3 separate regions of the Homo sapiens genome follow, and regions 1 and 2 are each linked to region 3. The links are chromatin contacts, found by Hi-C or POLR2A ChIA-PET in ENCODE. All regions are on one chromosome and are shown on one strand. The core of a region is the stretch at or near the end of the contact, and the rest is flanking DNA. Distances in the headings are between cores, read along the strand shown. Region 1 overlaps LOC124905146 (a long non-coding RNA gene). Region 2 holds the start of TTLL8 (tubulin tyrosine ligase like 8). Region 3 holds the start of ZBED4 (zinc finger BED-type containing 4).

Region 1 (3,234 bases), core at 374-2,873, 130 kb before region 3:
GTGTCAGCAACCAGACCCAGTGCTGTCTTAAAGGATCTTGAACTGCAACTAAATTATTTGTCTTTTCATTATTAATTTTTCCAACATTGAACAAATGCTCTTTCACTGACACTGGTCCTCTAGCCACATGTGAGCTTCTAACTTAAATTATGTTTTGTTTTTAATATTTTGGCCATGCGCAGTGACTCATACCTGTAATCCCAATGCTTTGGGAGGCTGAGGCAGGAGAATCATTGAGCCCAGGAGTTTGAGGCCAACCTGGGCAACACAGTGTGACCCCATCTGTACAAAAAAAAGTAAGGGGCAGGTGTGGTGGCTCACACCTGTAATCCCAGCACTTTGGAAGGCCAAGGCAGGCAGATCACCTGAGGTCGGGAGTTCGAGACCAGCCTGACCAACACGGAAAACCCAGTCTCTACTAAAAATACAAAATTAGCCGCACGTGGTGGTGCATGCCTGTAGTCCCAGCTACTCAGTAGGCTGAAGAAGGAGAATTGCTTGAACCTGGGATGTGGAGGTTGTGGTGAGCCGAGATCGTGCCATTGCATTCCAGCCTGAACAACAAGGTGAAACTCCATCTCAAAAAAAAAAAAAAGAAAAGAAAAAACTAACCAGGTGTGGTGGCATGCACCTGTGGTTCCAGCTGTTCAGGAAGCTGAGGCAGGAGAATCACTTAACTCCAGGAGGTGGAGGCTGCAGTGAGCCGTGGTCACACCACTGCATTCCAGCCTGGGCAACAGAGTGAGACCCTGTCTCAAAAATAAATACATAATAAACAATTTCTACTATGTTCTTTGTCTAGCCAGTTGTTCTTGTTCCTAATACTCTGTTCTTGTTTTATGAATGATATCTGTCTTCATCTCTCTGAAGATTGAATTTTGAATGGACTCACTGTGAAGTTCTGACTACTTTGATTACCTCTGGTTTCTCAGCTGTGACTCCTCCTGTTTATTGAGGCGGCAGCCTCTTTTCAGAGCGGGACGTCTTTGGGTGTTCGGTGATCCTGGCTCCTGGGGGTTTCTCTCCCGCAGGTGTCCAGGCTTGAAGCGGCCTCCGTCTGCAGCACTTTCGCTGCCCTGCTCTTGCCCTTCAGGTTGGATGTCAGTGCCTTGAGTTACAAACCTGTGTCGGGGGCTCCATCTGTCACCACAGCCGGACACAGTGCCCCACACCTGTGCTCCCCAGTACTCATGGGGCTGACAAAGGAGGATGGTTCGAGCCCAGGAGTTGGAAGCTGTAGCACACGGTGACTGTGTCTGTGAAGAGCCACTGCCCTCCAGCCTGGGCAACACCGCGAGACCCTGTCACTAAAAAATAAATATGTATATGTATATATATATATATAGCCACAGCTGGGTAATGCAGTGGGTTGAATAGTTTCCAAAATGTTCATCCAGAACCTCAGACTGTGACTGTAGCTGGACATAGATTCTTGGCAGATATGAGTGATTAAGTTTAGATGAGGTCACACAGGAGCAGGGTAGGCCCTCAGTCCTATGACTCGTGTCCATATAGGAAGCGGAGGGGACACAGAAAGGAAACAGGTGCCCGGGAAGATGGCCTTGTGCAGACAGATGCAGAGACCGGAGCGATGCAGCGGCTGCTGAGGACACCTGGGGACACCGGGGCGGGAAGCCGGAAGAGGCAGGAAGCCGGAAGAGGCAGGAAGCCGGAAGAGGAGGCAGGAAGGAGCTTCTCCCGGAAACCGCAGGGAAGGCGGCCCTGCCCACACCCTGAAGTCAGACTCCCGGCCTCCAGAATGGAGGACAACACGTTTCTGTTGTTTTAAGCCCCGCAGTACTGGGGTCTTTGTTCCGGCAGCCCTGGGGCACCCCGTGGACACCCTGCCTGAGGGCGCTGCCCCGTCCCCGGTGCCCAGGCGTTTGCCCCGTGCGTCCTGTCCTGAAGCATCATGGCCGGGTCACTGTGGCAACGCCGTTGGTCACTGTCCCCACAGAGCAGCTTCTGCAACACGCATGTCGTCAGGCGCCGCAACCTCGGGACCCCGGTGACCAGGAAAAAGGAGACTTGGACATAAACAGAACCAGCATTTTCCAGAGGAACTCCAGAACAGAAAAACATGCAGGGCATTTTGGAGAAGGAGAAGCGGGAGTTGAGACCGTCAGAAATGACGGGAGTCCGTGCCCTGCACCTGCCGACCGCCGGCCCCGTTCCAGGGCGAAACCGCGGTCTCTCCCTCTCCACGGGAGCCAGGAGCCCGCCCGGTGTTCCCCACCTCGCAGCGGGGAGGGAGGGTGGCCTCCCAAGTCGCACGCGGGACCCGGGCATGGGTGGCCCTGCTCCATACAGCCCCGGCCACCCCACCCCTGGCCGGTCCCACAGCCTCACACCAGCCGCTCCAGCCATAGCCACGGACGGCTGAGTCCGGCCCCGATGCTCATCCCTGGAGCTCGTGCTCCCTCCTCTGGACTCCCCGAGAACTGTGCCCGGACCGCGCGCAGCCGAGCGTCTCCCTGCACAGCGGCACTCGGCGCTGTCTGCAGAATGAGCCGGTGTGCAGAGACACGCGGGCCGGCCAGCCCCTGAGAATCGCCCGGGAGCCCGGCCGGGTGGTCCCCGCGCCTCCCTGGTCTGTCCCAGTCAAAGGTCCTGATTTATCGGGGGATTTTGTGGGACTGGAAACCGCCTGGCTGAGGGAGGGTCGGGAGGATTTCACTCCACTGTCTGAGGACTGGCTGCTGATGGCTTTGATGCCTCCCCTCTCCCTCCTCCCTGGGCCCCACACCGGCCAGGCCTCACTTTAGTGCCTGTAGAAGATTCGAAGCACAGAAGCCCCTGGCATCCCGGGGAACCCCCGCCCCGGCCCCACCCCAATCACGATAAACCCTGGCCTTTGGACCAGCTCGGATGGGGCGCGGCGGGGGGCTCCTGCTCCCCTGGAAACCTCAGTGGTGTAAGGGATGGGACGTTCTCACCCTCCTGGTGTGTGTGTGGCATCTTCAGTCTTGACATCTGAATCGAACATTGGGCAGGGGTCTCTCCTGTCCTTGCAAGGTGACCGTCACTGGGATGCCCCGTCTCCAGCTGAGCAACAGCACTGTGTGTCCCAGACCTGAACAGCGAGTGGAGACAGTGCCGCTGTGCCACCGCAGGGCACCTCCCGCTGCCTTGGCCACCCAGGCCCTCCTGGGAGGGATCCAAACCACTGACCAGAAATAACACCTGAAAACCGGAACCCGGGTCCTGGGGTCACACGCAGCCGAAGGGATGGGC
Region 2 (3,324 bases), core at 369-2,868, 200 kb after region 3:
CAGCGCCCCCCAACACCCCTGGGGTCCTCCGCCTGGACCGTCCAAGAGAAGGCGCCTGGTTCTGCAGCTCAGTGAAGTGCCTGCCCCCAGAGTCCCTGATTTCCTGGCAGCAGGCTGCAGCCAGCACTGCCTCTGAGCCCGGGCCACTCTGGGCGAGTGGCTGGCACACAGGCAATACACGATACCCACTATTTTCTTCTCTCCCGTCTCCATCTGAAGAAGAAGCCAACGATAGCCCCTTCCTCTCTGGTTCCATACTGGCCTCCGACAGCTTGCCCTTTGCTCCTCTGACCCCTAGAGGAGAGGGTGTGGTGGTTACAGGAAACTGGGAGGGTGTGGGGGGCTCTGGGGATGGAGAGGGTTCTGAGGCCCAAGCTGAGGGTCAGGTCTGGGGTTGGGGATCAGCTCTGGGGTTGGGATCAGGTCTGGGTTGGGGGATGAGGTCTGGAGTTGGGAGGTCAGGTCTGAGTTGGGGTCAGGTCTGGGGATGGGAGTCAGGTCTGGGGTTGGGGGTCAGGTCTGGATTAGGGGTCAGCTCTGGGGTTGGGGATCAGGTCTGGGTTGAGGGATCAGTTCTAGGTTGGGGTCAGGTCTGGGCTTGGGGGTCAGGTCTGGGTTTGGGGGTCAGGACTGGGTTTGGTGTCAGGTCTGGGTTGTGAGTCAGGTCTGGGTTGTGAGTCAGGTCTGGGTTGGGGGATCAGGTCTGGGTTGGGGTCAGGTCTGGGTTGGGCGGGAGGTCTGGGTTGGGGGTCAGGTCTGGGTTGGGGGTCAGGTCTGGGTTGGGGGATCAGGTCTGGATTGTGGGTCAGGTCTGGGTTGGGGTCAGGTCTGGGTTGGGGGGTCAGGTCTGGGTTGAGCGGGAGGTCTGGGTTGGGGGTCAGGTCTGGGTTGGGGTCAGGTCTGGGTTGAGGGTCAGGTTTGGGTTGAGCGGGAGGTCTGGGTTGGGGGTCAGGTCTGGGTTGGGGTCAGGTCTGGGTTGGGAGATCAGGTCTGGGTTTTTGGGGTCAGGTCTGGGTCGGGGTCAGGTCTGGGTTGGGGGTCAGGTCTGGGTTGTGGGCATCAGGTCTCAATTGGGGATCAGGTCTAGGTCGAGGGGGAGGTCTGGGTTGGGGGTGCAGGTCTAGGTTAATGAGGAGAGGTATGGGGTTCTGAAGGCAGAGGGGAGTGGACAGCTGTGGAGTTCCCAGAAGATGGGGGAAGGTGGGGAGAACAGCTCTGGGCTTTCGAGGGCGGGCGAGTGGGTAGAGTTGGGCAGGTTTAGTGGGGGAGTTCTGTGGTTCCGAGCTAGGCGGGTCTGGGATTCCTAGGGTAAGGGGTCTAGAATTTGGAGGCCCGGGGCGGGGAGGGGGTAGGCCTGGGTTTCCGGGTGTGGGAGGCGGGTCTGGGGTTCCGAAGGCAGATGGGGAGGAGGGGTCCTGTCCGGGATCGGAAGCGCGGACGGGCCTGGGGTTCCGCGGTCGGGGGTCGTGCTCACCGGGGACCGGGTCAGTGGCTCGCGCTGCGCCGCCCGGCTTCCTGGGGTTGCCTGGGACAACGTGCTGGGGCGGCCACGCGCATTGTGCACCCCCGGTGCGGCGGCTGCTGGGCCCGTGGCCTCGGGCTGTGCAGCGGCGGCGGCCCCGGGGCGTGGGGCTGCGCGGGCGGCGGGGGGCGCGGGGGCGCGGGGAGCTGCGGCGTGCGGGGGGCGCGGGCCCCGACGGGCAGCAGTCATCAGCGCTTGGGCTGGGCCCGGGTTGGGGTCCGGGTCCCGGGCTGCTGTCGGAGCAGGCGCGGCTGCGGGGTCGGCGGCGCGGGACGGTGCGCGCCATGGTGTCCGCCGGGGGAGGGCCCGAGTGTAGCCCCGGGTCACGCGCTGCGGCCCCGCGCCCCCCTGTGGAGGTCACACTCCATCCCCCACCAGGTCACAAAGACCCGCGGGTCACATCCTGCCCCTCCCCCTCGGGCCCCCCAGGCCCGCCAGGCCTTCTCGCCCTCCCCGGGGCCCTCATGCCGCCCTCTGTCCCTGGGCCCTTCCCCGACGCGAGGCTGGAGCGGCGGGGTGAGGAGGCCGCGGGCGCTGGGCTCCTCCCGGGCTGCGCGCTGCGGGTCCTGGCGGATGGGGGCGACGGGGTGACCGTATCAGCGCCCCCCGTCCTGCGGCGGAACTTGGGAGGGCCTTGGTATCCGCAGAACCACTCGTGGGGTCCCACGCCGCTGCCCCCCGGGGGGTTCTGAGCCCACCCAGGTCCACACGGCCCCTGTCGTTTCCCCCCGCACCCCGCGGATCACCCCGCCAGGGCAGCTCGTGTCTGATCTGGCATCTCGGAGTGGGGGTAGGAAAGACACACCTGCCCCACCAGGACCCTCACTCCTGGCAACTTTCCAAAGCCTAGATGTCTTCATTTGGTTTTAAATCAACTTTATTTTGCATTTAACTTCCCAAGACACCCCAAAAGGGAGGTTCTGCCCCGACTCTGAAGGGGCTGGTGGGGGACTTGAAGGGGGGGAGTGGGAGCGTCCCCTGGCGGGGGTGGTTCCCTTCCAGCTCCCTCCCTCTTCCCCGGGGAATGCCACTGGGCTCTCACCAGACCCCAGTACTGGCCTCTAGGGGTTACACAAATCAGTGAGTGAAAAGCTGGCCCTCCCTCCACCCGCCCCTCCTCCCTGTGTCCCGATGTTTTTAGACCTGAGTGAGCTGACGCTGCTGAGACACAATATTAAATAGCCACAGCCACGTCTGCAAGTCAGCGTTTATTGCTCAAGCGTATTAAACAAAAATGTAGACTGAAAGAGACAGTTCTTTTAAACCCCATTTTTCCGGATTTTTTAAGCGCTCTAAAATAAGAAAATAAGAAAGTGCAAGCCAGCAAAAACGCTCCAAGTGCCTAATTCTGACTCTGAAACTTGAGCTCTCTGGTCTGCCCCCAAGAAGACATCAGCCCGCCCCGGGTCGTCCCTGTGGCTCCCACCCCATTCCCAGGAGCAGACCCCGCCAGCCTCAAAGCTGCAGGGAGGTGGGGGTGGCCTGCAGACAGGGTGGGGTCTGCATCCGGTACCAGTGACAGCAGCCTCTCCTCTCCCACGGTGGCGCTTGTTTGGGGCTGTGGCCAAAGTGTTTGCCCGGCCCCTGACTGTGTCCTTCCGGAGCTGCCGAGGACTGCAGAGAGGGCCTGGCTTGTCCCCTCTAGGAGCAGCTGGGAAGGTGTCTTGCCTGCATCCCCCTTCAATGGTTGAAAATAATGATTCCACTTGTCATGAACACCATGAAGGTATCTTGGCAGCCAGAGTCACTCCTGTTCCGCAGTGGGAAACCTGGGAGGGTCCTCAAACCCCCTGGCAGGGTCT
Region 3 (3,078 bases), core at 126-2,625:
CAGTTGAACTCCTTAGGAAACCGACATTTTAATTTAATTTTTTTTTGGAGACGGAGTCTTGCTCTGTCACCCAGACTGGAGTGCAGTGGCGCGATCTCGGCTCACTGCAACCTCTGCCTCCCGGGTTCAAGCGATTCTTCTGCCTCAGTCTCCCGAGTATCTGGGATTACAGGAGCCCACCACCACGTCTGGCTAATTTTTTATTTTTTTTCAGTAGAGACGGGGTTTCTCCATGTTGGCCAGGCTGGTCTCGAACTCCTGATCTCAGGTGATCCACCCGCCTCGGCCTCCCAAAGTGCAGGGATTACAGGCGTGAGCCACCGTGCCCGGCCGATATTTGAATGTCATATACTTTTCATATATGCTAAAATACTGTTTTAATTCTCCCCCAACCTCTTAAAAACGAGAAAAGCATTCTTAGCTCAGGCACCATAGAAAACCCGGCTGCAGGCTGGACGTGGACTTTGGAACAGTCGGCGTGCGGGTGAAGGGGCACAGCCGCGGGGCAGGGGCGGGCTCCGGGCAGAGGCGGCCGTGATAACTCCACGCTCCCGCTCCAGCCGGTGACCGCCACGCGGGCTCCTCTCACTCTCACACTCAGGCCGAGAAAATGCCGAAAGCCGTGTCACCAACGGGGGACCTCGGGGCCACATTCAGCATGCAGAGTTTATTTGGTCTGCTCAAACATTTGTGTTAGGAAATAACACATTAAAAGTGCACATTTCCTTCAGACCCTGAGAAGCGGGCGAGTCCCGTGCGCTCCGCACCGCCAGCCCCGGCCCCGCGCTCGCCCAGAGGGCCGCCCTCCTCCCGCCGACCCGGCTTGGGGCTTAGGCGTTAATCCCGTCCCCCGGGGGGGCCGCGCGGGGAGCCCCGATCGCCTTAGGGTCAACGGCTTAGGTCCCAGCCCACGAGGCCTGACCGCACCGCACTGAGCGGCCTCTGCGCCAGGTAAGGGGGTTCGGGGCGGGACCGGGAACCGCGCTGCTAGCCGTCCCGGAAACCCGCGGTGGGCCGTTGGGTGCGCGCCGAGCCGCTGCCAACTGCCAAGCCACGGGACGAAACCAAGGCGCCCGCGCCCCGCCCAGCCAGAGCGCCTAAGCCCTTCCCGTCGCCCGCCAGCGCCGGAGCGCCCACTGCGCCTGCGTAGTTTGCCCTCCTGGACCCGGGGGCGGAGCCGAAGCGCGCATTGCGCCTGCGTCTTCCGCCCGACCCCGCCCCAGCGGCCGGGCCTCCGGCGCTCCGTCCTCCCGCCCGGCCAGGGACGAGGCGGGGCGGGTACGCGGACACTGCGCCTGCGAGAGTAGGCCCCGCCCCCGATCGGCCCCGCCCCCGGCCAGCCCCGCCCCGCGCCGCGCGGGGCCCTGGGAGGGGCGCAGCGTCCGGCGGCGTCGCGGGCGGCGGGCGGCGGGGCCGCGGGAGGGGCGCGGGGGCAGACAAAGCCGCGGTAATGAATGGAGCGTCCGCCCGCGCCGCCGTCGTCCGCAGCCGGCCGGGAGCCGCCCCAGAGGCCGGGCCGAGGTGAGTGCGCGGGCGCCGCCGCCCCGCCGCCTGCCGCGAGCCCCGTCCCCCGCGGACCGCGCCGGGGCCGGGCCGGGCCGCGCCATTGTCTGCGCCGCGCCGGGGCCAGGGCCGGGGCCAGGCGGGCGGGGGCGCGGTTCCGTGGCCTCGGGGTCCCCGCCCGGCGCCGCCCCGGACCCGCCCCCGCGCGGACCCCGGCCCTGACAGCTGGCGCGGGGGCGGCGCCGACTGAGCGGCCGAGTGCCGGGGGTCGGCGCCCGGCCTGGCCCACGTGCCCGCGCCGTTGCTTCCGGGCGGACGGGACGGGGCTCGGGCTCGGGGCGCCGCCCGGGTCCGCCGGGAGCGCGCTGTCCCGGCCACGTCGAGTTAACCCCGCGAGCCCCGTCCCTGGGACTTCTCTGGACGTGTCATTCCCGTCCCACCTCCAGGAAGGGCCACCTGGGCCCTGCTTCATGTCTCAGCCCAGACGGGTCCTTGCGACGCGCCCCGAGGCAGGTTATTGTACGTGGTTCTGGGGATGACCGTTCACATTTAATGAATAAAAATGTAACTTGCCTTGCGAACCATAATTTCAAATGTTTTTCGACTGCAGTGGTTTTCCTACACCCAAATGAGCTCGCAGTCAGTTTTGTTTCTTCTTTTGTCCCGTTGTGTGGCCCACACCGCCTTCGTTGCTAAGAGAATCGCAGCCCCTCGGGCTCCCTTCTGCGCCTTTCTATTCCGGGTGGCCCTGGTAGACCCGGGCACCTCTGTGGAAACACGTCCCGGCCAAGCTGAGCCGTCAGAAGCTTCTGTTGGTGTTCTCGTGTTGGTCGAAAGGGAAGTTATTTATTTTGAAGTTAACTCTGATCAGATTACGTTTTTAGAAATCCATTCAGACCTCATAGTGAGGCCAGTTTGGTAAAGCAAGGGCATCCTGCGACTTTTTACACAGAAATGTTTTTTATTTTTTCTGTGTATGTCATTCATAGTGACAAAATTGAGGCTAGGAAGGATTTGGTTGGGATTTTTTTTTAAGTGCTATGAATAAGCCACATTTTGATTATGAATTAATTGCAATTACTAAACAAAGTTACTTTGCAAGAGGAAAGTTTACAGGAGTTTGATTCCATACTCCGAGGGTTTCCAATGGGACGTCCGTACAAGGCTGCACACTTCCCGTAGTCCTTAAACGGATTATATCTGCTTGTCATGATTGGCTTTTTTTCAAGAAAAGATCTAGCACAAGTTAAGAGAGATTCTGTGAATCTTGAAAAAGCTTCAGAGGCCCGGTCTTTGAGGTGAGGACACAGTTAATCTATATGGAAAGAAACCTAAGACTTTTAGTCCACTTGACAGGTGGTTACAGGGTCTCCCCCAACACACACTCTTGTCCAGGTAATTCCTGAATAAGGTGGTTGATGTTGTTGGATGTAAAACCTCTGCTCTTTAAGGTTACCTCCTCCCCAACCCCCTCCACACACACAGTGAGTAACTCAGCTGTGCAAAGTATGTCCATAACACCTTGCAGAAAGACTAAAAAAATTACTAGGGGAGCGGACTGACTTCTGTGTGTGT

The links. Hi-C counts contacts between places; a loop is a spot of excess contacts on that map. ChIA-PET counts read pairs that join two places held with the same protein, here RNA polymerase II (POLR2A). Pooled maps may share reads with other maps.
Region 1: a pooled map shows a loop between it and region 3 (2.6-fold over the local background). The contact joins the enhancer-like site here to the promoter of ZBED4 in region 3. A Hi-C loop is called at or near these places in 1 of 50 pooled maps. POLR2A ChIA-PET finds 5 or more read pairs at or near these places in 2 of 52 experiments (Panc1 and activated CD4-positive, alpha-beta T cell).
Region 2: a loop to region 3 is called in a pooled map, with 2.2 times the contacts of the local background. The contact joins the promoter of TTLL8 here to the promoter of ZBED4 in region 3. A Hi-C loop is called at or near these places in 1 of 50 pooled maps. POLR2A ChIA-PET finds 5 or more read pairs at or near these places in 4 of 52 experiments (CD8-positive, alpha-beta memory T cell, PC-9, T-cell and 1 more).

Annotation. Positions count from the first base shown.
Region 1 is chr22:49,722,593-49,725,826 of GRCh38, forward strand. LOC124905146 (a long non-coding RNA gene) reads right to left here. Exons shown (of 2, transcript XR_007068152.1): 1 at 919-3,234. Among named protein-coding and RNA genes, the nearest start is that of MIR3667HG, 67 kb to the left of the region's middle. RefSeq lists enhancers at 1,294-2,024, 2,025-2,755. Within about 2 kb of position 1,624, at least 4 of the 41 ENCODE cell types and tissues checked have a DNase peak (open chromatin) inside an H3K27ac peak, as active enhancers do.
Region 2 is chr22:50,056,680-50,060,003 of GRCh38, forward strand. It overlaps TTLL8 (tubulin tyrosine ligase like 8), which reads right to left and starts at 1,619. Exons shown (of 14, transcript NM_001350317.3): 1 at 1,475-1,619; 2 at 190-294. The coding sequence starts at 256. It overlaps MLC1 (modulator of VRAC current 1), which reads right to left. Exons shown (of 12, transcript NM_015166.4): 12 at 2,712-3,324.
Region 3 is chr22:49,852,469-49,855,546 of GRCh38, forward strand. It overlaps ZBED4 (zinc finger BED-type containing 4), which reads left to right and starts at 1,376. Exons shown (of 2, transcript NM_014838.3): 1 at 1,376-1,521. It overlaps LOC105377205 (a long non-coding RNA gene), which reads right to left and starts at 1,044. Exons shown (of 5, transcript NR_188597.1): 1 at 1-1,044. It overlaps LOC124905147 (a long non-coding RNA gene), which reads right to left. Exons shown (of 2, transcript XR_007068156.1): 2 at 2,034-2,818. RefSeq lists silencers at 724-813, 834-1,563, 1,734-2,023.